2 separate regions of the Homo sapiens genome follow, and region 2 is linked to region 1. The links are chromatin loops, found by intact Hi-C in ENCODE. Cell type or tissue: heart right ventricle. All regions are shown on one strand. Links, peaks and the distances in the headings refer to the core of each region. The heading gives the core; the rest is flanking DNA.

The links. Hi-C counts contacts between places; a loop is a spot of excess contacts. Peaks named below come from ENCODE experiments on the same cell type or tissue, not always from the same donor. Only the 100,000 strongest peaks of a DNase experiment are listed, where the experiment ranks them.
Region 2: a loop joins it to region 1, with 2.2 times the contacts of the local background. A loop is called at or near these places in 26 of 110 quality-filtered maps.

Annotation. Positions count from the first base shown.
Region 1 is chr7:141,645,745-141,657,661 of GRCh38, reverse strand. AGK (acylglycerol kinase) reads right to left here. Exons shown (of 16, transcript NM_018238.4): 14 at 8,329-8,399; 15 at 6,053-6,137; 16 at 2,418-4,875. The coding sequence ends at 4,738. It overlaps DENND11 (DENN domain containing 11), which reads left to right. Exons shown (of 9, transcript NM_001080392.2): 9 at 1-934. Among named protein-coding and RNA genes, the nearest start is that of DENND11, 50 kb to the left of the region's middle. In heart right ventricle, for the core only: a CTCF peak has its summit at 7,559 (motif pointing right); a DNase peak (open chromatin) is centred at 7,572; H3K27ac peaks cover 1,635 bases.
Region 2 is chr7:141,691,835-141,705,766 of GRCh38, reverse strand. It overlaps DENND11 (DENN domain containing 11), which reads left to right and starts at 3,601. Exons shown (of 9, transcript NM_001080392.2): 1 at 3,601-3,881. The coding sequence starts at 3,614. It overlaps WEE2-AS1 (WEE2 antisense RNA 1), which reads left to right. Exons shown (of 4, transcript NR_199841.1): 4 at 10-1,764. RefSeq lists an enhancer at 13,440-13,932. In heart right ventricle, for the core only: no CTCF peak of the experiment used is centred there; DNase peaks (open chromatin) are centred at 3,496, 3,992 and 4,525; H3K4me3 peaks cover 2,584 bases; H3K27ac peaks cover 1,995 bases.

The DNA of each region.
Region 1 (11,917 bases), core at 3,891-11,890:
AATTTTCATAGTAGGCCAGGTGTGAATTACTTATGTTTGCTATAGAATGCTTATTTAGACTAACAATAAATTTACTTTGCTTTCTAAGGCCAGTCAGCGAATGTGGGGATGAGGCAGGATGTTTTAAATGAGCCAGAGATGATCCACAAAGTGAACAGTCGACACAGAGGTCTTTGAGTTGGATGGTTGCAAATATATTGACATTAGAGTGAAAACTCCTTCCTTTGGGTAAACTAAAGAAAGATAAAGTATACTAAAAAATTTTAAGATGGTGTTATACAAAAAAAAGTTTGGGTCTAACGTGTCCACAAAGACTGTCAAGTGAAGAATGGTGGAGATTCTTGGTGTTTGAGCAGCCAACCTGGATGAGTGACTTCAGGGACAGAGCAGAGGAAAGCAAAATGAATTTCCTTTATTTACCCAAAACTTGTTGACTGAATTTTTGTATAGGTCCGGGAAAATAAGCCTAAACAAATAGTTGTAGCCTTAGAAAAACTGTTTTCCCATTTCTTTCTGAGTTAGAATCAGCATAGCCTCCCTGTCGCCTTAAATGTAAAAATCCTATTTTGATTAATACCCCAGCCTAAGAGTTATAGCAATACGAGAGACTGAATCTATTTTTGTTTCGGGTCTTTACCTCATAGTATGAAATTAGTAAGACACTGCATAGATTTTGCCCTGAATACTGGTGTGCCCAGGTATGCCGTGCTCTCTCTCTGTTTCCAGTGGTGGTAATTTTAAGGCCTAAAGAAAGCTGGGGTTAATCCTGAAGCTAAAAGTAAATGTTTCTTGAATTGATTTTGTTCTGTGGTACAAATAACATCTATGAATATCATATCTGTATATATCTGAACCAAGTTGTGTGCAGAGAGGTTGATATAACTATATTTACAGAAAATGATTTTTACAATTAAAGTTCACATTTTAACATGAACGTGCGTGCTGCAATCCCTTCTCCAGTCCGAGAAATGTGGTTTGTGGTAGGAAGGAATGGTGGCCTACTCCATGAGCAGAGCCTGTGGGGGCTGAACCTGACTTCACTTACAGTGATGATGGAGGAGATTGGGGAGCTGCTACCTGTCCTTCTAGAAGCCACGGTCTGGACAAACTTTCTCCAGGTAATGGGAAACAAAGTTGGGAATAACTGCGCCACCCAGAAGAGCCAGGGCTGTGTACCCTTAATTACATCAGGAAACTTCTAGAATCCCACAGAGACCACCACCCTTTTACTTTACAAACTCTCTTATCAAAGTTCAGTTTAAAACTTTATGTACTTGATATATATTTGGTATATGTGTATATTCTAAACTTTTATTTCATTTTTAACCTCTTGGGGAGTTACAGTATGTATTTAGAACCGGTATAGAGTACATTGCTATCGGTGGCTCTGTAAATCAAATGGCCTGGATTCAAAGTCAGGTTCCTATTTTCTGTGCTATGTAACCATATATTATTACAGGCTGAGTATCCCTTATTCGAAATGCTTGGGACTTAGAAGTATTTTCAGATTTCAGATGTTTTAGGATTTTAGAATCTTTGCATTATAAATCCAAAATCCAAAATGTTCCACTGGGCACTTCCTTTAAGGATCATGGTGGCACTCAAAAACTTTCGGATTTTGGAGCATTTCAGATTTCGCCTTTTCAGATTAGGGATGCTCAACCTGTAGCTACTTCCTAGGGTTGTTGTGAGAACTGATGCATCAGTTACATATGTGAAGCACTGGCACTTAGGAAATATAACTGCATCCAGATATGTGCAAAACAGCTGTGAGGGAAAGGAAAAAAGCTTTATTTAAAACCCTATCTTAATAGAAAGCAACTACGGTTTTTTTTTTTTTTTTTTTTTTTTGAGACGGAGTCTTGCTCTGTCACCCAGGCTGGAGTGCAGAGTGGTGCGATCCCGGCTCACTGCAACCTCTGCCTCCCGGGTTCAAGCGATTCTCCTGCCTCAGCCTCCAGAGTAGCTGGGACTACAGGCACATGCCACCATGCCCAGCTAATTTTTGTATTTTTAGTAGAGATGGGATTTCACCACGTTGGCCAGGCTGGTCTCGAGCTCCTGACCTCAGGTGATCCACCTTCCTTGGCCTCCCAAAGTGCTGGGATTAATCTTTGCATTTGAGTGAAATTAATCTGTCAAAAAGTTTGTACTAAACAATCACCTGGGAAGGGTGGCCGACTTCCCAATGCAGATTCCTGGGCCCCATCCCCAAATTGGGTTATTAGGATCTCCTCCAGATAGCTCAGCATTCCAGCTTTGGCTGACAAGCCTCACTCAGCTGACTCTCTTTTAGTTGCACTATTAAACGTCTTCCATGCAGGCTTTATAGGGAAGGACAAGGCAAAGAACAAAGCAGTCAACAATAAGGAAACCAAGCCCTCACAGGAAAGAAAGCCTGAATCAAGAAAACAAAGTTTGAAACAAGGCATATTTATATTTAAAAATGAATAAGATTCTAAAGTGGCTTCCATATCCTTCCCTAATTATATGTACCATTATGATTAGAACCACAAAATGAGCACACATAAACACACACTGGTAGCCTATCAGAAAAGAAAGCCAGATTCTGCACTGGTCCTTGATATTGTTACAGAACCACGATATGCTAAATGCTCTCAGCTCAGGTGAAAACTTTTGTTTTCATATACTACAGCATCCTTCCTCCCTACCTGTGGGTGGTATGGGATGAGTGATCTTTATGCTGATGTTTGGAACCGTCTGTTATGTTTTTGCCAAAAGCAGAAATTTTACCACCCTGAAGAATACAGTATGAAATAAGAAAGCCTTCCTTTTTGTGATCTTCATTCATGGACTTTTCATAGCTGTTCTGTAATCTACTAAAGCATTGGTCTCTCTCCATGGGATGTGTGGGCATGGTGTATGTATCTTAAAAGGGATCTGCCTGAGAGAGAGCCTGTAGCTAAGGCCTGCCAGCTCTGCTTCCTCCCCTTCCCCCTCGCAATCCTCCCTCATTGATCTATCTTCCTGTGGTGCACTGCCCCCTAGAGTGTAAGAACCTCAGGGCCACTGAACAAAGGAAAATGTCAGCGATAGTAAAAGTAAATGGTGCTAATGACTGGCTGGCAAAGCCATGGTAAATCAGGTGGATTTCAGTTCTCTGCTTTCAACAGACTAAAGGAGAATCTAATCAAGTTGTTTGTTAGTTGATAGATCATCATTAATAATTCTTGATGATAGAGCACTGTGATCTTTGTCAAAATGCCAAAGGAATCCAAAGAACTGTAAAAACATTGTTAACGTAATTCTATTCCATCGAATTTATGTGCTTACATCTATACAGAAACAAGGAATACAGCTGAGGTTGAACCCCATCTCAGCTGTAAATCACATTCATGTATTCTTGGATAAATGAACTAATTAGGATAAAGAACATTCTAATAAAAAAACTTTTAATCATCCAAGAATTAATACCGTTTTCATTATATACCAATAATTAATTACGATAATATTGGTTCTGGACTGAGATAACAAACAAACACTTAAAGCAAGAGCTAAAAAAAAAATTTCCATTTATATTTTTTGTTGACAAGAAGTAATGGGGTGAATGATTAAAAGATGTCGGGCATAATAGATTACATTATGATAGGATTCTTGGCTGAAAAGTGGTATGGAAATACAGAAGGAGAAAAGCCAATTTGAAATGTTTAACTACTAAAGAACTAGCTCATTTATTTTTATAAATGAATGAAGGGTGTCAAATTGTTGTGATATTTAAATTGTACTGGATATGTTTAAAATAGTGATGTAACAGTTTTTATTTTAAAATACCAATATTTACACGACACCAGCAAATACATACTTTGTCAACTATTTAACTTCCCATGAAAAATTTTAGATACCAACTTAGATAAAATTTTAGATATCAACTTAGATGGGTGAGGGTATACATGATTTTTCAAAATACTTTTGGGGGCACATGAGCAGAATACTTTGTGGACTACTGCTTTAAAACACGATTTCTCCAAGTACAGTTGAGGGACAACTTACAGAATCACCTGGGAAGGGCAGATGACTTTTTAAAAATGCATATTCCTGGGCCCCATCCCCAAATTTGGGTTATTAGGTTTGGGGTAGACCCCAAATAAGTTTTCAACATGTACCCCAGGTGGCTCTCATGCAAACCATTTAGGAAGCACTACTTAAAAAAATAAATAAAAACTAGCATTTTCCGGTATTGTAGCCGTGGCTGAAGAGGGAAACAACCTCACATATGTTTCTGGACTGAGGTTAGAACTGAAATAAAAGCTAAACAGGAGCCGGAGCTCACAAAATAGCAGCACCTGTGGAGGAGCCTAGACATAGGAAAAGGTCACCAGGGCAGGAATGCACTTTCCTGGAATTCCTAGCACGGTCAAAGAAGAGAAATGGAAGGGCCTAGGCAGGCTAAGCCCACCGTGGGCTCTCCACTGTGGTTGCACTTTGGAAGAAAACAGAAGAAAGTCCTTTTCCGTCTTGAACCAGCCTGAGGAAAGTCCGTGTTTAGGAGGGCCAACCGTCACACCAAAATAAAACATGCGCTAATGGAAGCCGATTGCAAAGCAGGTGACAGAGCACACTTTGGGAAGCACTGCTGGAGTGGGGGCAGAGGGGTACTTGCCATGAAAATGCCCTGGGGACCCTCTGACGACACTGTTGGGATGGCTGAGGCACCTGTTCCCTTTTGGTCCCACCGGTGGCCTAAAGTGTGGTCTCAGAGTGCTTGTCTTCTGCTGCTCACTGGGTGGGGCTTGTGAGCATCTGTTCTCTCTTCCTAGGATCACAGAAGAACTGCAGCTTCCTGGGGAGCAGTTTCACCTCCACAGGCATCGCTTCATACTCCTCACTGTCAATGCTAAAAGAGCCCCCTGCTCCCTGGGGAGAAGAGAATATTCAGAACAGCTCAAACACATCAGTGGCCTACTGGAGTTGGAGGTCTCACAGCAGCACCAGAAGAAGTTCATTATGGAAAACAACATCCTCTCTTGAGGAGCTATCCTAATGTTCTTTTACAAAAAAAAATTCAGTGCCTACTACGATGGGCACAGTGCTGGTTCTGGAAACATCCTAATTCTACCATCCATGAAAAAGGATTTATTTTCTTTTTTTGGCCCCTATCTCCTCCCAGAGTATTTTGGGATTTGAACAACATGGTTATAATTTTCAAATATGTATTAAAAGGCAAGGGTCCTGCCATGTCTTAAGGAACTCATATACATAGTCTTTCTATATTATGCTAATCCTTCTCAAATAAAAATAAAGACAGCTAATTCTCTTATGACATGCTATTGTATCTGCTGGATCATTTTCATTATTCTCTAAGACTTGTTTAGCTTGATATACCCAAGGTGTATCAACATTAATATCATTACAGTCTATGAAACCCTTCCATAACTCATGCATTTAATTCAATATTTATATCGAAACTGTGACGCCAGTCACTATGGGGATACCTTCTGTTTACCTATAGTCTTGTCTGAATACAGTAATATATGGCCACATGTCTTCAAAGGCTATATGAAGAGCCTCCTTTTTTTCCGTATTGACAATTGAATAACCTCCCAATTCCAGATTCTATTTCCAATTTTTTTCACTTACATAGGTTATTCTAAGCATGGCATTTCATAATACAGAAAAATTCAGTGTTGAACTGAAAACTGCTTCCAGATCCTTTATAAAAAATGTTAAAGTAAAAGCCACTATTAACATTTGCCAGCTAGACAATTCTCTATGTGTCTTAATGTAGTAACCTTCTGCATTATTTACATATGGAAAAATAAAAGGAGACCTAAAACTCACTTTAGGGAAGAACCTTGGTTCGAAAACGATGGGAGTCTTCAGAAGTCCAACTCTAAATCCATGACTCCCAAGGAGATTCTGCCATCCTTTTCAGCTCCCCGCTAATATGACCCAGAGCCTGGCAAAATGCTTGGCACACAATATGTGCCTAAGTCTAGGTCAGCTAACAGAGAGGAAGGATGGGACACCACAGAGGGGCAGGCCGATGACGAACGAATCAAATGCTGTGACTACCGACCCCTTCCCCACTCACCTCCGGGATAAGCAAAGTGCACTGGCTGGCTTGGAGACACTCCGTGCCCTCCACGTGCAGCTTGGGGTTTCTCACCTTTCGACTTCTGTGAGCACAGGAAAAAGCAAGCTTAAGACCAGTGATGGCAACTGCACTAGGTTGCAACAATGTAGCAACTTCTTTCCCCCTTTTTATGAGCTTACATAAGTGGACAGATGGTCTATTAAGCCATAGAATTCTGTAAATAATTTTTCCAACAGTGATTCTTGCTTAGCCTTGTGATACATTCTAGACTGAAAGTAGAGAACTGGGCATGAAGTTATGACTTTCTCTGAAATGCTCTTAATTTGATTTAAAAATTGATTGATTTAAAAATAATCATTCCACATGTACCTAATTCTTAGATTGTTAGTCTCAAATTTAAAAATTAGAATGAAATTCTTTAGGAAAAGTACTAAACGTCTGGTATTTGGTACTTCTTGTGATTACTTGAAGGATAAAATATTTTTACTTTAATGTAGATATTTCTTTTATGTATATGAACAACTAGTCTTAGAAGTTCTCTGATAACCCTTCCTATCTGTGGGTCCCACTCCCGTGGATTCAACCAACTGAGGATAGAGAATACATATTTTTGCACCTGTACTGAATCCGTACAGACTATCTTATCCCCTAGAGAATACAGGACAGCAACCATCCACATAGCATTTACATTATATTGAGTATTATAAGTAATCTAGAGATGATTTAGTGTGCATAGGGAGGACGTGCCTAAGTCTATGCAAATACCGTGCCACTATATAGAAGGGGCTTGACAACCTGTGGATTTTGGTATCTGAGGGAGGTCCTGGAACCAATACCCCAAGGATACCGTGGGATGACTGTATTTATAACGCGGTCTACTTGGCATACAATATCTACCTTGACTGAGTGACTATGGAGTAAAATTTCCAGCGCATATACAGACACACACTCCACCTCATGCAGATGTATCTTTTAGGCAGTGGAAATACAGTAAAAGCTAATCTAAGTAAATCAGTCCATTTATCATTTATTAACAACAGTAACTCTACAAAACGGTATCAGAGTTTTCTAACGCAGCTTCACTATGTTCTCTTCAGATATCCAGAGGAAACAGACATTACTTGATTTCACTTCCTGTAGAGAACAGAAGGACACTGGCTGCCACTGGTGCTAACAATGCAGAACATAGTGGCTTCGCCTAACCTTAGCAATAGAATTGGGGTCTCTATTTCTGGATACCAGTATCATAAAGGAGATTTGAATATTGCTGGTCTCACTGGCCAGACTGTCAATGAAGATTGTGTGATTTCTGGACATTCTGTAGAAGGAACAGGATTTTCCCTTCTTATAGATACAGCAAGAAAATCAAAGGCTGCAGAATCAGCTATTCAGTCTCTGAAGAATTTATGCCAAAGGCAAGAACAACAAACTTATGTGCCTGTGTAGATAATGAAGTAGCCATGGAGACCAGGCCGCTGCAGCAGAAATGTGTGATCCCTAAATGGGCACGAGAGGGAGCTCTGAGACAAAGCACAGAAAAGCGGAGCTGAGCAGATTACCAGTTGGCATGGGAACACACCAGCTCCTCAGATGCCCTGAAGGAGGATTTATAGTGTTCTTTACCAATAAAATTCTGGCAGAGGTAGGACTTAACAAATCACAGAACTTGGAAGGGTATTCTGTATTGGAAAAGGGAAAAAGGCCTGGGAAATGTCCAAGGTACTCAATACCTTTTCCAGTTTTTCATGAAGGCCCTGGGAATAGGAGGACATGGTGAACTGACATAAATAGTAATGGATACTGTGAAGTGCTTCAAAATATAAAAAGGCTTGACACACATTCTCTTACTCAAGGCTGAAAGCCAGTCCTGAGATCGGCAGAGATGATTATTTCATTCTGTAGACGGAAAGAATTCAGAGATGCTAAATGATCCGAGTCATGACGTCGGGTAAGTGGCAGAATCAAAATTTGCATTCAGCTCTTTGACCCTGAAACCAAAGTTCTTGACGCTGTGTCATGCTCCATTGAATTCTTTGGTTTCAATTGAAAAACAAAGACTGCTCTTACATTCTGATCCCCACAAAATGAACAGTGATGGCCAGCATAGGAGAGGGGCACTCTACATGTCAGCCCATAGGAAAGAAATAACATCGAAATTCCCAAACAAGACAAGGCTTTGGCTGGATTTCTGTCTTAGACTTCATGGGGCACTCTGAATAGTAAAATCTGAGAAAATCACAAGCCTCATTTCCTGTGAACCCCAGTCCACTTACCCTATAGTTATAAAGTCTCCTTTGCTGATGGTGTCAGGTTCAATGCAGATATTCAGAAAATCTTCTTTGCTCTAAAAAGGTTAAGAACACTAACGTCATTACTCTTAAAATTTGGCTAATGCAGCCTGTTGTCATCCTCAGCTTTGATGGTTCATAGTTTGAAGCTATATATAGATAGGGGACTCTACTTGTAGTGATTTAATTCCAAACCTATTTTCAATCTTTTTTTTTTTTTTTTTCACAAAGAGCTTTACTGAGGTATAATTTATAGAAAATTCATCTCCATTGCTTGGCTTTTTTTTTTACTACATAAGCAAACAAAACTCAGAGTGGGAGGTTCTGGACGTTCTGTCACTCACTAGTAATTATTAGCCGTTCTAGTCTCTAGGATTACTTCCCTTGCAGGCCAAGCTTTCAGCCCATCCCAGCAATCTCAGTGTTCACTGTACATGAGCTTCACATGACAGCATGGAATCGGCTGCTTGGTGTGGAGAGCCCAAGTGCCTGTGCTTCTTTAATGCTCTACATACAAATTTGGTGTGCAACCAGAGTTGGAAAACAGCAATCCGTTTATTCTATGGTAATGTTTAAAAACTTTCCATTTCCAGCCACAGAAAGCTCTGGATGATTTGAGCTACGACAAAATGGCTATCAAAACAGACTTGGTTCTTGGACCAGTTCCCATAATTTGCTACCAGTCAGTGACTAGCCATACAAACCTAGCCCTCTGTAAATCAATCCCACAACTTCTATGTCAGCTTCAAATAGAGGTCTTGTTTCTTTTGGGGTAGGTTCAAAATGTTCAGGCCCAGGATTTGAGGCCTCTGAGAGCCTTAAAGCCTTTGCCTAAGATTAAAGGGTAACTAACAAAGAACTCTCAACTAAGAATTACAAAACATAAAGTGGATGACTTTGAAAGTTCACCTTTTATTTAACTACTTACTGAGTGCCAGTCATGCACCATGAACCCACGGAGCTTGGGTTACACCAATGAACAAAACCCACATGACTTTCTGCCTACAAAGAACTTACTTTCTACTGTAGAGACTGGAGGGAATAGATGGATCATAGTAAATTATAAACTCTGTTAGAAGATAAGGATGCCACAACTATATTAGAGTTTATTAGAAAATAAGATCAAAGAAGCAGAGCAAGGAACATGAGGTGGCGCTGATGGCAGTGGCTGTGTTATGAAAAAGGGGGTCCCGTGGAGAAGCCTTGGAGAGGAGGCCTGAAGGAGGTGAGGGAGCCGGCGATGTGGCCACCCAGGGCAGTGGTTCTCAAACTTTAGCAGGTGCCACTGTAGAGCAGGTAACATTCAGACTCTGGTTTTTGTTTGTCAACTAAAAAATAAATAATTTTTGGCCAGGCGCGGTGGCTCACGCCTGTGATCTCAGCACTTTGGGAGGCCGAGGCGGGCGGATCAGCCGAGGTCAGGAGTTCGAGACCAGCCCGGCCAACGTGGTGAAACCCCGTCTCTACTAAAAGTACAAATACTAGCCGGGTGTGGTGGCGGGCGCCTGTAATCCCAGCTACTCGGGAGGCTGAGGCGGGAGAATCGCTAGAACCCAGGAGGCAGAGATTGCAGTGAGCCAATATCGCACGATTGCACTCCAGCCTGGGTGACAAGAGTCAAACTCCGTCTCAATCAATCAATCAATAAAAATAATTTTTTTTTAACTCAGACTCTGGCCCCATCCCAAGTTTCTGGTTCAGTAGATCTGGGGTGAGGCCCATGAATTTTCATCTCGAGCAACTTCCATGTGATACTGATGTGCTGATCTGAGAACTGGACTTTGAGAACCCCTAATCCGGGGATGAGCAATCCACACAAGGGGAACTACTGGGGCGGAGGCCTTCAGGTGGTGCTGGGGGAACATGTCTGACAGCAGGGAACAGCAAGGAAGCCCGTGTAGCTGGAGCAGAGCGAATGACAGGGGCAACAAGTGAGGAAGACAGGGAAGAGAGGAGCTACATCAGCAGAGCCTCATAGACCATGGCGAGGAAGCTGGCTTTTAGGCTGAATGAATCAGAGAGCCACTGGAGGGTTCTAAGGAGGGAAATATGTTCTGGCTTCATTTCAATAGGATCACTCTGGCTGCCGTGTTGAGAATTAAGACAGGAGTAGATTGGAGAGGGAGACAGTGGGCTAGGAATTAACATTATAGATAAATGTGTAAGAACGGCCCAGGGTTCAGGAGCTCCCAGGAGCAATGATCTGCTCTGACAATAGGACATTGAGAGGTGGGGCTGGGTGGGGGGGTAGTTAGAGAGGAGGAGGAAGAATGGGTTAAAGCAGTGATGAGTCAGGAGGACAACCACCAAGTCACCAGGCCCAGCATACAAGGGGAGGAAAAGAAAGAAAGCACAGCCACTGCTTAAAGACTGTGGGAAAGGCAAAACTCAGGGGAGAGCCACACTTCAGCTAGAACAGGGTCGGGAAACATTTTCTGTAAAGAGCCAGAGAGTGAACACTGTAGGCTTGCAGACCATGAGGTCTCTCTCACAGCTATTCAACTCAGCCATAGTAGCTGAAAGCAACCAGAGAATATACTCAAATGAATTAGCCTGCCTGTGTTCCAGTAAAATTTGACTTAAAGACACTGAAATTTGAAGACAATTTCCACACGTAACGGGGAAAAATACTCTTCTTTTGATTTTTTTCAATGATTTAAAAATGTAAAAAATATTGTTAGCTTCAAGGCTGTACAAATACAGGCAGCAGGATAGTCGGGCCTGTGGGCTGTCCTTTGCTGACCCCTGTTCTAAAGCTTTGTTCTGGAGGCACAATTAAGTTACCTAGAAAGAAACTGTGGTTCTTTGGAGGTGAGCCTTTAGCTTTGTTAACAGGGAAGAGGGCAGCCTTTAGTCTAGAATTAATTTTGACTCACTACTGAGGCAATACCTTTCTGAGGACACTACCCAATGCCCCATGTCTGAAGAGGATTTTCTACTCTAATTGGTTTGAACACGAACTATTCCTGGCTTTGTGAGAGGACTGACTCTCCTGAGACTGTCCCGCCTGCTCACTGGTAGGTAACTCAACCTCTATCTCGGGTGGTGGTTTCTCACATGCATGCACCTGTCAGTACTCAGCTGAAGATTCCAGAGGACACCTCCGTAAACCTCTAGCTTGGTTCTGGGTGCGGCTCTCCTCTCCATGGGGCTCTCTTGTATCCTGCCTTGCAATTCTAGCTGCCTTGATTTCTCAAATTCTCAAAGACCCCTCAACTGAGGTAGGGCATGGGCTCTGTGTGGGCTCCCTCTCCGCAGGCTGTGGCCTCTCTCCAGCAGTCACCTCGGGCAAGCATCAGGCTCACTGTGTTCAACTTCTTGCTCTCTGGACTCACTGTCCTATGCTGCTTGTCTCATACCAATGTCTCATATAGTTGTTTCAAAGATTTTGTCCAATTTTTAAGGTGTTTAAGGTATAAAGCTGGTGCTTTTTGCTACATCTTGGCCAAAAGTCTCACATTAACATTCAAAAATCAATTCATTTTATTGCTTTGACAGATTAAATGAGGAAACTTTATTATCTCAATAGATGCTGGAAGAGTACTTGATAAAATTAAATATCTAAGATATTTAA
Region 2 (13,932 bases), core at 431-8,430, 52 kb before region 1:
ATGTGTCAGGAGTTGCTGCACAGGGGGAAAGCGAAGTTCCCAGGAGTAAGATGTGCAAGAAGCGGGCAGCCTTGCATCTCAGGGCTGAGTTCCCTCAACTGTGTGCTTGAGGGAAGTTCTCCCCTTGCAGACACACTGCTGAGTGATAAGGAAGCACCTAGACTCCACTCTGACCAGACTTGGTTCTGAGGCCTATGAAATGTTGATGGGAAGAACAGAAGCAGGAAAATCTATCTATTCAAATTTGCAAGACGTGGAAACTTTTATTCACCTTCCTGGTTAGACTGTTCCTTTGTCAAAGTAAAGCTAAGGCCATGGAAAATGAGCTATTTGAGAGTTTGTCGCTCCAAGGAAGAACATGCTGGCCTAATTGTCCCCCAAGTCAGGAGAGAGAATTGTAAAAAACACTTAAACAGGCCTAAGTAAAGGTCCAGCACATTATTTATTTAAGACTGAATTAGAACTGAGTCATTCCGACTCTGAAAAAAGAGTGTTGTTGGATTCTTATGTATTTAATGGGTCTGCCCTATTGAAAACCATTGTGAAGTATGGTTTCCCAAGCAAGAAATGACACTTTCACTGTCAGTCTTTCTAGGAGTCTGGCAGAATCCAGGACCGGGATTACCCTTATTTATGAAGCGACCTTAGACTAACAGTGGCTCTCTGGGTCTCCAGACAATTGGCCAGGGACTCTAAAAACCAGAAACAAAGTTGAGAGAACTCCATGCTGGTGGAGAAAAACAGCTGGCCTTTATCACCAGAATGTGCCCCATAGAAGCAGCAAAGCAGCAAGCGACGTTCTTAAACAAGGGCCTGTGGGCCTCGTCAAGATCTGGAGGAATCATCTACGACTCACTGCTGAGTGAGAGGGCTAGGCAGTGTCTTTAAGGTCCTGCCAGCTTTAACATTGTATGCTTTTTCTTTTGTTCAATCTCTCACCACAACTGGAAGTGTTGCCTCAACTACACAGGAGAAAGTTTGCAGTAACTTAGAGAAAACATTATTTTAATCACCAGTGTATGTTCTCCTGCTCCCTGGACAAATCCATCAGCAGCGGCAACACTGACCAGGTCCAGATTGGGGCCGCTGCGGTGGATGTGAATCCATTGAAACTAGGGGTCTCCAGTGCTCCTGACTCCTCACAGCTCTGTTCCTATGACAAGGATGGTCAGCAAAGCCAGCAACCTTGAAGGGGGACCTTCTTCTAATCTCCTCCCTGCCTGCTGAGAGAGTGTACAGAAGCAGCCACTTGTCAGCTGCGATGAATCCAATGATAATTACATAAATCATTAACAATACTTGATATTTGCCCATCACATTTCTCATTTCAAAGTGCTCATAAAATTGTATCTCATGGGTGGCACTGCCGGCACAACAGAATTCCAAGGAAGGATTACGGGCTAAGTAAATAAAGCCTGGAGGCTGCTTTAAAGCCTAGGAGTCTGTTATTAACCCTTTCCTCCTTTTTGTTTAACTTTTTCTCATGGAAATGTTCAAACATACCAAAAATAGAGAAAATACTATAATGAGTCCTTATGTATCCATAACCTAGCTTCAAAAATTATGTATGGCTTTACAGTCTTGTTTAGTTCATAACTGCAACTTCATTGAGGGTGAGTGCTGGGGTATTGTGAAGCAAATCAGTGACAACATATTTTACCCATGGATACTTTAGTGCCATTAATAAAAACCCCTAGGTTATTCTATTAATTTGAAATCTACTATAAATCTATCTGATGAATAAATCAAACAGATTTTAACAAATTGCTTCTCTTGCCAAAGTTTCCCATTTGCTAGAACTAGAGATTATTCATCAAAATAGCTGTGACAGTAGAAACATACCACTTGTCTACACACACAACACATAGCATACTTAGAATAGGAATAGATCTCTGATTTGATGTCCCAGTAATTTAGAGATTGATGATATCCTACCGATACTTTAAGGAGCAGACATTTTAAAACGATGGTACAGACCCACTAGTCTGACCTTTTCTCTGTTAGTCACAGTTGGGCTGTGGTCATTCCCGGAGTCCCTAAGATTAGAACAGGTAATGGGTCACCTGTGTGACCTGCACCAAGGCCAGCCCCACCGCCCCCGGCCACAGAAATAAGATCTCTCTCTCTCTCTGTCTGTCTCTGTGTGTGTATGTATGTGTGTATGTCTGTTTCTGCCTCTCCCACATCACATACATACATACACACACACACACACACACACACAGTGCCTCACTGGGAAGAAATGAGCAGGTATGGAGGAGACATTCTCAGAGATGGATCTCTACTGTGCTCCGTCTTGACTTATTTGCTGTCAGTGCTCCAAGGGATGAGCTCTGGAGGTCATCAGTAACTTGGTCAAACATCCACAGCTACTTCTTCATCCTTCTGATCCAATCAAGAGATTCCTATGCTGAAGTTTTACCTTTCAGGAAAGGCTGAACTAAATATGTAAATAATGAAAGTAGACCCTGTTCTTGGGGGTAAAATGCTGCATAAGTACATTCTTTATTGTTATATCATAGATTTTAGATTAGAAGTGGCAGCCTAGGGCAGTCATTGATTATCTTCTTAGGGATAGGGGTTAAATCACATTATCATTGCAGTGCTGACGTGTAGGACACGGAGGTTCATAAACATCCCGTGGAGTAGCACCCAGCACATAGCTCTACTGGGTCCTTTTGCGAACAGGCAAACCATGGAGCCTTGCTGAACCCTGGATGAACTGTGTACCTCCTTCTCTTGCCACCTCCTTCTTTCTATTTTAATAGCTATTCCTATTTTTATACACATCTCCTCTTAAAGAGTTACTTAGCTGCTAGATTTACCTCAAGGATTGAGGCATGTAAAATTTATTTTTAAATATAAAATGGGGGTTCACAGAAAACCCCTAATCCATTTCCAAAGCCATCAGCTTTAGAGCTGACTTTCCTCTTTCTCCCCTGAGCAACTTCCTTTTCCTGATCTTCTGAGGGAATATCCCTCGTCCCACAAATGCTCCAGCACCTCCTAATTTAATACCCTCAAGTTGTATATATACCAGGAAATAAACTCATAATCTCCATCCTAATCAGTTTGTAATATAAAAGGAAGAACAAAATTCCCAAACTTTAACCCTATGGCCTTTTCAGTGTTTATTGATGAGTATATTGCAAACACCTGGGTAGCCAGAGCACCTCTGCTTCACTCCTCTGCTTAGAAGCAGCTTCTGCCACACATCCAGGATTATGTAATACATATCTGTCACGGTCCACAGGACCAGCGGACTTTAAAAAATAATGGTGACATAAAAACTCACAGTGGTAGCTATACCACGGAACCCTAGGTGAGAAGGCACCTCCACCCGCACACAGGTGTATGGACGCAAGGATGAACGTTCCGGCCGCACGCGTCCCACACACGGACGTGCACACGGGCGCCTCCGAATAGGCTCGCGGTTCCCGAAGCCGGCTCCGCGGACGCCTGCTCTGGCTCCGTGGGAAAGGCGCCTCCGCGGCGGGGCCCCGGGCAGCGCCAGACCCGGCGGGCGGCGGCGGCGTTGGCGCGGCCAGGCGAGGGGGGTTCCCGCAGCCCGCCCGCCCCGCCCCTCGCGCCCGCGGCTCCGCCTCGCCTAGCCATGGTGGAGCAGGGAGACGCGGCGCCGCTGCTGCGCTGGGCCGAGGGCCCCGCCGTCTCCCTGCCGCAGGCCCCGCAGCCGCAGGCGGGAGGCTGGGGCCGGGGCGGCGGCGGGGGCGCCCGGCCGGCCGCGGAGCCGCCCCGGAGGCGGGAGCCCGAGGAGCCGGCCGCCCCGGAGGTGCTGCTGCAGCCCGGGCGCCTGGAGCTGGGCGACGTGGAGGAGGACCAGGTGGTGGCCGTGTTCGTGGTCACCTTCGACCCCCGCTCGGGTGAGGGCCGCGCCGGGGCCAGGCGCGTGGGGAGGGTCGGGGTGCCCCCGAGCTTTGGGGGCGCGGGGGAGGGGCTCGCTGCGCGCGCACCTGCCCTCCCGGCCCCGCACCCCGCACCAGGGCCGGCCCCGGGCTCCCGGGCTTGGGGAAGGGCGGGGGTCGGCCAGTCCTCAGCTCTCTCCCTCGGGGCGCAGCTGGGTGCTGGCGCGCGGCCTCTCGGAGCGGCCCCGAGGGCTTTGTTCCAGCCCCGCCGACCTCCTCTCCCCTCCCCTCCTCTCCTCTGAGTCCCAGCCCCACAGTGGTGTTCGCACTTCAGTGACAGGGCATCCGGTTTGTGGCCACGTTGGGTTTTGTTTTCTTTTCTTGGGGGCTAGAAGATTTTTCACGTTGTGCGGAGGAAACCCCCCGGGCGAGCGCCCTGAGCTCCCCGCTCGCCCCCCATCCCGTCCCCCGCTCCCCGCTCGCCCCCCACCCCGTCCCCCGCTCCCCGCTCGCCCCCCACCCCGTCCCCCGCTCCCCGCTCGCCCTAGCTCCCCGTCGCTTCCTCTGGGGTAACTTTCCTAGCGGCCAAGTTCACTTTCTCTGACTGCATTATTTTGAGGAATTAACGCCGGGAGCATTAAGGGATGGGGCTGAGGGATTCAGCTGAAGGCTGATTAAAGGAGAAGCCTCCCCGGATAGGCTGTCTTTCGGAGATGCTTGGAGAATTAAAGTCTTATCCCACATAATCTTAGCCTAACCACCCGGCAGGGGGGTGTGCGTTTTCCAGGTGAGAGTCCACGGGGGACAGAAGGTGGAAGAACGACCCTGCGCGCCCAGGAAGCCTTGGAGGGTCAGCTAGGGACTTCTGACTCTGAGAGTGGCTCTGCTGTTCGGGGTTGGGGGAAGGAGGTGTCATCGCAGGAGTCGTGGTGTCAGGGCTTAAGGAAACCCAGGTGTGACTGTCAATGTCTCCAGGGCAGCTGCTGGAGTGTGGAGTGCCTGTTCGTGCGGGAAAATATTGGCTGCTTTCTGGGATGAGGTGGGATGGAGTGGAGAAAAAAAGGGGTTAGGATCTGGAGAAGGGGAATCTGGTATGGCAGCTGATGATGGGTTCCAGGCCGGTAATTTTGGGGTTCTCAGCTGTAGGACACAGGAAGAATGTGGGATTCACTGTGGAGCTCCATTTGCAGGGACAGAGTTTGTGGGGACAATTCAGGCCTTTGTGACTTCTGCTTGTTTCTTTGCCACATTCCATGGCTTTCAAACTCTTTTGACTGATCTATCATGTGAAGTTAATTTTACATCACAACCAATATGCTCACATACACGTACAGTACTTATGTAACTGAAATAGACATTTCATGAAGTAGTGCTGACTCCTTCTACATGTAATGCATTCTTTTTTCTCTCTCTTTTTTTTTTTTTTCAGACAGTGTCTCACTCTGTCGCCTAGGCTGGAATGCAGTGGCTCTTTTCTCTTTTTTTTAAGTGTTCATCACACATGCTGGTTGACTCGCATTTGAGATTCCTAGATACCAGTAGTTTGAAAAGTATTGGTCTTTTTTGACCAAAGTTACCCGTAATGCTAGACAAAAACCAATACTTTGTAACTAATCATATTGCTTATACTGTACCCCATCATTTACAGGTAAACAGCTACCAGCATTTGACTTATCCTGGGAAATATTTCAGAGTAACTAGAAGGAATAGAAAGGGCACATTCACACGGTCTGATTTAGTATTGGTAGCTCCAGTGGTAGAGTCTTAGGGAAGGGAAAGAGAAAAGAAGTTTTATACTAATTACAGACAGATAGGGTGGATAATACTGATAATTGATCAATTATTGATATTGGCCAATTGATATCTATCAATTGATAAAAGCGCCAGAGGGCTAGTACCTGCCCCCATTCCTTGTCAGTCACAGGCAGTGAGCATGGCTTTGTGAATTTGTGTATACGGAGTGTGTGTGTGTGTGTGTGTGTGTGTGAGTGATGGTTTTCAGACTAAGGCTACTGTGCAAAGAAGGGATTGTAACACATTTAGACATTTTGTGCAGGCATTTTACTATAATGCTGTTTGATTTATTCTGATCACTGCTCTGTAATTTGATGATCATTTATACCCAATTTGTAAATGAGGGAACATACCAGGGATGGTTAGGTAATTTGGGAATATTAAGTAGCCAATAAATACTTGACTGTAAGTCCCATTGTCTTTCTAGTATACTATGCTGCCTGAACCCCTGCTCCCTGGCACCTGATCCTTACTTATCCAGGGATGGAGGAGAAAGGAGGGAGGAAGAGAGAGCGCAGTGTGAGAGGGAGCACTTGTAACTTGTGTTTTTTTTGTGTTTTTTTGTGGGGGGAAAGCAGTCCTTTACTGACCATAAATGTGTTTGTCTCTTTTGTCATCTATCCTAGTCCTAAATGGCACTTTGCTTCCTGTAAAAATACTCTGATAGACCTTGTACCATATAATTTTATTTTATATATATCTTAAAAGTAGGAGATGTAGTGAATGAATGCTACTGAGCTTCTGAGGGCCTCAAGGTTAGCACTAGGACAGGGCCCTCAGAGAGTGCCTGATGTACCCCTTGTGTGATGGTTCCGGTGGAGTGAGGCCCATAGTGGCACAGTGAGCTGGACCATCACTGGCCCAGCATCTTCCCCCCTTTACTGCTGAGGCAGATCTGCTATTTGTTCCTATTTAATATTGGCCCACCCAGACTTTTGCCCCTCCTTCGCCTGTGTTGCCAAAAGCGATAAAGTGAATATTGACTTCTTTACCAAAATTAGAGCATATTTTAGAAGTTCTTACATAGGTGTGATTTGTCTGCTGTTTAGTTTCTCTCGCTGGCCTGCCTGCTTAGCCACTTCCCCATGTCTCTCCCACCTGTGTCCTCAGTTTCCACTCCTAGGAGATCCTTCCTCCCCCCACCCCACACCCACCTCAACCCTCCGCCACCCCCATCACTTACTGCCCAGGCCATGGCATTATGTGCATCTTCCCATGTAATGTGGGTAACTGTTGGCATGTGTCCAAATCAGTGTGTGTGCCTGAGAGAGAGGGAGAGTGAAAGAGGAAGAAGAGAATTCATAGCTGTACATTCATTAGGTAGTAGAGTAAGAGGGAAAAGGAGGGGTGGATCCTTGTTAGAAAGGGTGTGTGTGTGTGTGTTTGAGCAGGAATATATGCAGTGATTCTCTAAGGTGTGGAAATAAGAGTAATCCTTTTGCACTTTTAGATACAAGTTTTGGAAAGCTAGGCTGGCCATCTGTGGGAAGAATCAGAGAAAGAGTCTTAAAGCTTATTTCCATCAGACTCATGGATTGAAAATTATGGTTGCTGAGTCTACAGGTGACTTAAGAACTAGGGGCTTCAGGTTCAAAGTGAGGCTTACACATACACTCAGTCCTCATCTGGAGCAGGGGGCCCTAGGATGGTGGTGCTGATCATCTGGGCCACAAAGCTGCTATTGAAACCAGACCCAGATGCTAACTCTGCAAGCTGGGTGGAAGATGTTGGAAGCCAGAATATTGCTGTTTCATTTTGTTCAACCCCATGATTTAGAGCCTTGATTTTAATTTTACTTCATTATTTGGGCTTCTAGTAAAATGTTCTTAGTCTGCTTAATTAAAGGAGAGGATATTGTCACACTTGGGGAGCACCCCTGCCCCCAGATGGTGGCAAGAGCGGTATCACCGTGTGGCTGAGGACTTGTGTGTGGGCAGGATGGAGGCCGATGAAGCTTTGAACATACAATGTCTGGACATCTTTGCATCTGCCTCATTAGACTGTTTCTTTATAAGAGATTCACTTTACACTGCTGCGTTTAGAGTTTTATTGTGGGTGTCTGGGAGAAATTCCTGTGCTCCCTGTGTTTGTACTGGGGCAGCTTGCAAGAGGAGGGGTAAGGTGAGAGGCAGATCACCTGCTGAGGTTTTCAAGATGTTTCTCCCTTTCTTCTTGGGAATGAATTTCTACCTGTTCCTCAGCCTCTAGCCAGTGCCCAGATTACATCTAAACACCTATTTAATTTAATGTATCCGAGCGCTTCTATGTTTATGTCACATGAGTACATTTAAAATCACACACACTAATTTTAATCTCTGTAGATTCCCTGTATAGTCTATGAAACATAAGCATTTTTTTTTTAAACAATGGAGATGATGGAGGCCCAGTGAGAATAGGGCTAGGTCTGGTGTCTGAGGCACCACTTGGAGCGCTGCCCAGGTCATCTGACTCGTGGCAAATAATAAATGGCTCTAGCAATGGGTGGGAAAGTGACAAAGTAGAATGTGAATGGAAAATTTGGAGGACAATTTTAAGATGCAAAGAGCAGTCGTAAGCATGGACAGCTCAAATGCAGGCAAAGAAAAAGCCTGTTCTGATATCCGGCCAGAACGTCTCGCAGGAAGAGAAACTCTGTCATGTCGCCATCCTTCCCCTGTATTTCCACCTAATGCCAGTGGAATACAATTGTGGTTCATTTGCTTAATCCCACCCGGGTAGAATCTTTCCCAGGCTGTTGGTGATTCACCTGCTTGTGGTTTTCAGGGAGAAATCAGTTTGTAGCCATCTGCTGTGAAGTCAGTTTCTTCTCTTGAAAATTGAGGAGGGGAAAATAAAAATGGTAATTGTAATACCCACCACCTCCTGAGTGCCTGCTGTGTGCCAAGGACTGTGCCACATGTTTCAGTGACCTGCCTCTGATCCTCCCAACAGACTACACCATCATCATGAGAAAAACAGGTGCACAGAGCCATTAAGTTGTCTAAAGTTAGGGCCAGAGCCCAAGTCTACCTGCACCCCTTATCCACACCACACTACCACCCAGTGGAGAATGATATGGGATCTGTGAAATGGAAGGTCTTTCTTTGTAAAGTGAATGCATTGGAATTCAGCCATGGATTGGCATATAGCTGACTTTAAATCAGCAGGATTAGCTTCTTCCTGACTCAGGATTCTTTATCCTGATGCTTTTCTCTTTGCTTTGGATGTGCTCTCAGACTAGGTGGTTTTAAGACTGTTTCAAACCATGTAAGACCCAAAGTCAACTCACCTGGGTTATTTACTTTTCTGATGTTAGGGTCTGAACCAAATACTCTTTGGAGGTTTCCACCTGTGGGATCTGATGGCCCCTTTAGGTGGTTATGTGAAGGGAATGTATTGTTGGGACCTAGAATACTCTTTGATTCATGCCTTTATTCCTGAAACAGGATTTGTTTTGACTTCCTGATTACAATCAGGGCATATGTATACACAGATGGGAAGAGAACCGTGGAAAGAGTAAAACCTCAGGCACGTGCTGGGGTGGGAGTTCCACTCCTGAGGTCAGAGGAGCTGGAAGAGGATCTCCAGCTGAGGCAGTCTCTGGATAGGAAATGAAGAGCTCAGGAGGAAGTGCTTGCTTGGGAACCATCTAACAGAGGAGGAAGAAGAAATTCACATATTTCCTATTAAAAAGAGATTGTTTTGGTTCAAGATCATTGCTTTCTCTATTTTAAATATTTTGAGGTGAACTTTCTAGCAGACAGCAGTTACTGCAGTTAATGTCCAATCTCCCTAGGAAATAGTGATGAATTTTAAGACAGCTGGGGGTTTGGTCATTTCTCATTTAAACAGAACTAGTTTTGGAAGACAGAGGCAGTGGTCAACCTAGATAGGACAGCCTACCTCTGGCCTAGCCCATGGGCTTATAAAACCCCAGCTCTGGGAGGCCCTGGTGCACAGAGCTGTCAGGCTGACCTTTGGAGCTGTGAAGTGGCAGGGTTCAGACCATCTGTACATCCTCAGCCAGGCGCGACACTGACCTTCTGGCTTTGCCTGGGTAACTGAGCTGCCAGCCTCGTAGTCGGTTAGTCCAAGTTCCTTTAAACAGAGACATATTTGCCTTTGCATGAGCTCAGCACCTGGCAGGCACCGTGCTGCCAAGTTGTGCTCCACCAATATTTGTTCAATGACCAGCTGAATGTACACAATGCATATTGCCACATTTGTGCCTCCCGTGGTCATGTGAATCCCTCCTCAGAAGTTGTCTTTGCAGTAGAGGCTAGGAAGTGCCTGTAAGTACCTGTAATAGGTCCAAGTCATGGTCCAAGATGAGAAAGGACACAGAGATGGAAAGAGAGCAAGTTAGGGGAGAAAAAGGCACTTGTCACTGGCACCTCCTCTCTTTGATGGACTAGCCATGAGATGACCTCTTTTGTTGAATCTTCCAGGCCCCAGCTCCCTGGCTGAGTTCTTAATACAGTGAGGATATCTGGAAAACCTAAAAGCATGGAATGTGAAGACTGAGCCTGGGATAAGTAGCAGTCAGGATGAGTTTCTTTCTGGTATTAAATGGCATCCCATAAGGATTACTAATTATGCAAAATCACTTTCCATTAAGTCTCCTCAAATTCCATATGTAAGCTGGTTTTCATTTGTAATGTTTCTGTAGGATAACTTCAAGCCCTGATAGCGCTTCATTCCCTATTAGTGTGGTGCATTGCCTCAATTATTTTTGGCTTTTGCAAAGTCCTTTATGCTCTCCTTTTTTTCACATTGCTATTATTTCAATTATTTTCCCCAATTTGTAAGTTGAAATGTTTTGAAAAGTTGAAAGAATAGTGCAGTGAAAACCTGTATGTCTTTCACTTAGAGTCCCCGTTTATTGACATTTTGCCCCATTTGCTTTATTCTTACATAGTCATATCCCCTATAACATGAAATATATGTTCCAAAAATCACTGTGCGGCAAAAAAAAATCATGAAGTAAAAATCACAGGGCTTATGAGAAAAACTTTGTCAGTGGCACATTTTTTTTAAAAAAAAGATAGGAACCTACCAAAAACTATAGGACAGTTTTGCATATGATAAATGGTTAAGAAATACATACTTAGTAAATGTGGAACTGTACCTTTAAAAGACCTGGTGTTTGTATCTGGAGGTGAGTGCTGAAAGGATTGAGCCTGTGAATTACTATGTGTGGTGGGAGGGGGGCTGTCTGAAATCAGAGGCAAAACTGTGACGCTAGAGGTGCATGGCATGGCCCAGAACGAGGTGACCTGAGGTAGCAGGAGAAGCTTAAGGTGGGTGTGTTTTGTATATTCCGACATGGCTTGATTCAGCTGGGTGTAGTTTTCCACATTGACTTTGTGTTTTTCATGATTGAAATCACACATAAGCAAATGTCAAATTCCCTAATACATTGATTGCTTTGGAACAGATTCAACAAGCATTATAGCAGAACTGACTGTGTGTGGAGATATAAATAGACTTTTCTTTTTTTTGCTGAACTATTTGAAAGTAAGTTGTGGATGTCATGGCATTTCATTTCTAAATTTTTCAGTATGGGCTGGGCGTGAATACATATACTAACGCCTGTAATACCAACACTTTGGAAGACAGAGGTGGAAGGATTTCTTGAGGCCAGGAGTTCAAGACCAGCCTGGGCAACATGGCGAGACCTCATCTCTATAAAAATTTAAAAAATTAGCCCGGCATGGTGGCGCATACCTGTAGTCCCAGCTGTTTGGGAGGTTGAGATGGGCGGATCATTTGAGCCCTGGAGTTAGAGGTTATAGTGAGCTATGATTGGGCCACTGCACTCCAGCCTGGGCAATCCTGTCTCTTAATAAAATAAAATAAAATACTTCAGTATAAATCTCCTAAGAATAAGGCTATTTTTCTACATCACCATAGTATCATTGCCACTCTTAGGGCAGTTAATTTAGGTTAATTCATCAATTAGGTTTTTTTAAATAATTAATGTATTTTATTTTTTAGAGCAATTTTAGTTTTACAGAAAAATTGAGCAGAAAGTACAGAGTTCCCATATACTACCTCCCCCTCACTCATACACATATAATTTCCCTTTATTAACATCTTTCATTAGTGTGGTATATTTGTTATAATTGATGAACTAATATTGATACATTATTGTTTATTTAAATCCATAGTTTGCATTAAGGTTCACTGTTGTACAGTTCAATGGGTTTTGAAACATGCACGATGTTATGTATCCACCATAACAGTATCATACAGAATAGTTTCACTGCCCTAAAGATCCTATGCTTGACCTATTCATCCCTCCCTTCCTATTGATCTTTTTATTGTCTCTATAATTTTGCCTTTCCCAGAATGTCACATAGTTGAAATCATATAGTATGTAGCCTTTTCAGGCTGGCTTCTCTTATTTAGCTACATGCATTTAAAGTTCCTCCATGTCTCTTCATGGCTTGATAGCTCATTTTTCTGTATTGCTATAGAGTATTTCCTTGTATGGATATCTCACGTTTTATTTATCCATTCACCTATGAAGGACATCATGGTTGTTTTCCAGTTTTGGGCCATTGTGAATAAAGCTGCTGCAAACATCTGTGTGCAGGTTTTGTGTGGATGTAAGTTTTCAGCTCATTTGGATAAATACAAAGGTGCATCGTTGCTGGGTCATTTGATAATAACATGTTAGTTTTGTAAAAAACTGCCAAACTGTCTTTCAAAGTGGTTGTGCCATTTTATATTCCCACCAGCAATGAATTCCTGCTGTCCCACATCCTCATCAGCATTTGGTGTTTTGAATGTTAGCCATTCTGATATGTGTGTCATGATATCTCATTGTTATTTTAATTTGCAATTGCGTAATGAGCATATGAAAAAATAGTCAACATCATGTCATTTGCCATCTGTGTATCTTCCTTGATCAGTTGTCTGTTCAGATCTTTTACCCTTTTAAAAAGTTGGATTGTTTTCTTATTGTTGAGTTTTATGAATTCTTCGTATATTTTAGATAACAGTCCTTTATCAGATATGTGTTTTGCAAATATCTTCTCTCAGTCTGTGGCTTGTCTTTTCGTTCCCTTAATAGTGTCTCTCATAGATCAGAAGTTTTAAATTTTAATGAAGTCCAATATATCCATTTTTCCTTCATGAATTGTGCTGTTAGTATTATATCTAGAAACTCATTGCTAAACCCAAAGTCACCCAGATTTTTCTCCTGTGTTATCTTCTAGAAATTTTATAATTCTGCATTTTACATTTTGGTTTACATATTTTAAAAAATTATTATTATTTTAGAGACAGGGTCTCACTCTTTTGCCTGGGTTGGGATGCAGTGGAGTGAGCACAGCTCCTTGTAGCCTTGAACTCCTGGGCTCAAGTGATCCTCCCACCCCAGCCTCCCAGGTAGCTAGCACGACAGGCACACACCACCATGCCTGGCTAATTTTTTTTTTTAATTTTTTGTAGAGACAGGGTCTCGCTATGTTGCCTAGGCTAGCTACTTTCCATATTGAATAAATTTTTGTGAAAGGGGTAAAGTAGGTGTCTAGTTTCATTGCTTTGCATGTAGATGTCCACTTGTTTCAGCACCATTTATTGTAAAGACTGTCTTTTCTCCATTATATTGCCTTTGTTCCTTTGGCAAAGATTATGTGATTGATTTGTGTGGGTCTGTTTCAAGGCTCTCTATTCTGTTCCATTAATCTATTTGTCTGATATTTCACCAATACCTACTCTCTTGATTAATTTTATATAAGTCTCGAAGTTGGGTGCATTGTTCGTCTTCCAATTTTATTGTTCTTCAGTATTATGTTGGCTATTTGGGGTCTCTTGCCTTTCCATGTAAGCTTTGGAATTAACTTGTCGATATCCGCAAAATAATTTGCTGGGATTTTGATTGGGATTGCATTGAGTCTATAGCATAAGTGAATATGAAATTCCCTGTGCTCAAATTGCTCTCAAGTACATCTGTTGCATTGACACAAATCCAGTAAGTGATAAAAGTAGAACTGACTATATACAGATATGGATATGCCTTTTTTTCCTGAACCATTTGAAAGTAAGTCACAGATATGATAATATGTCACTCCTAAACGTTTGAGTATAAACCTTCTAAGGATAAGAACATTTTCCTATGTAACTACAATATTATTACTATTGCTAAGGTAATTAACACTAATTCATCAGTTTTTTTAAACACATGCGTGCCCTTAATAAATCTGTTTTTTTTTAAATACCCATTCTGTCCTGTGCAAGGCATGATACTATATAGAAATGTGAAGACAAGGAAAATTCTCACCTTGTA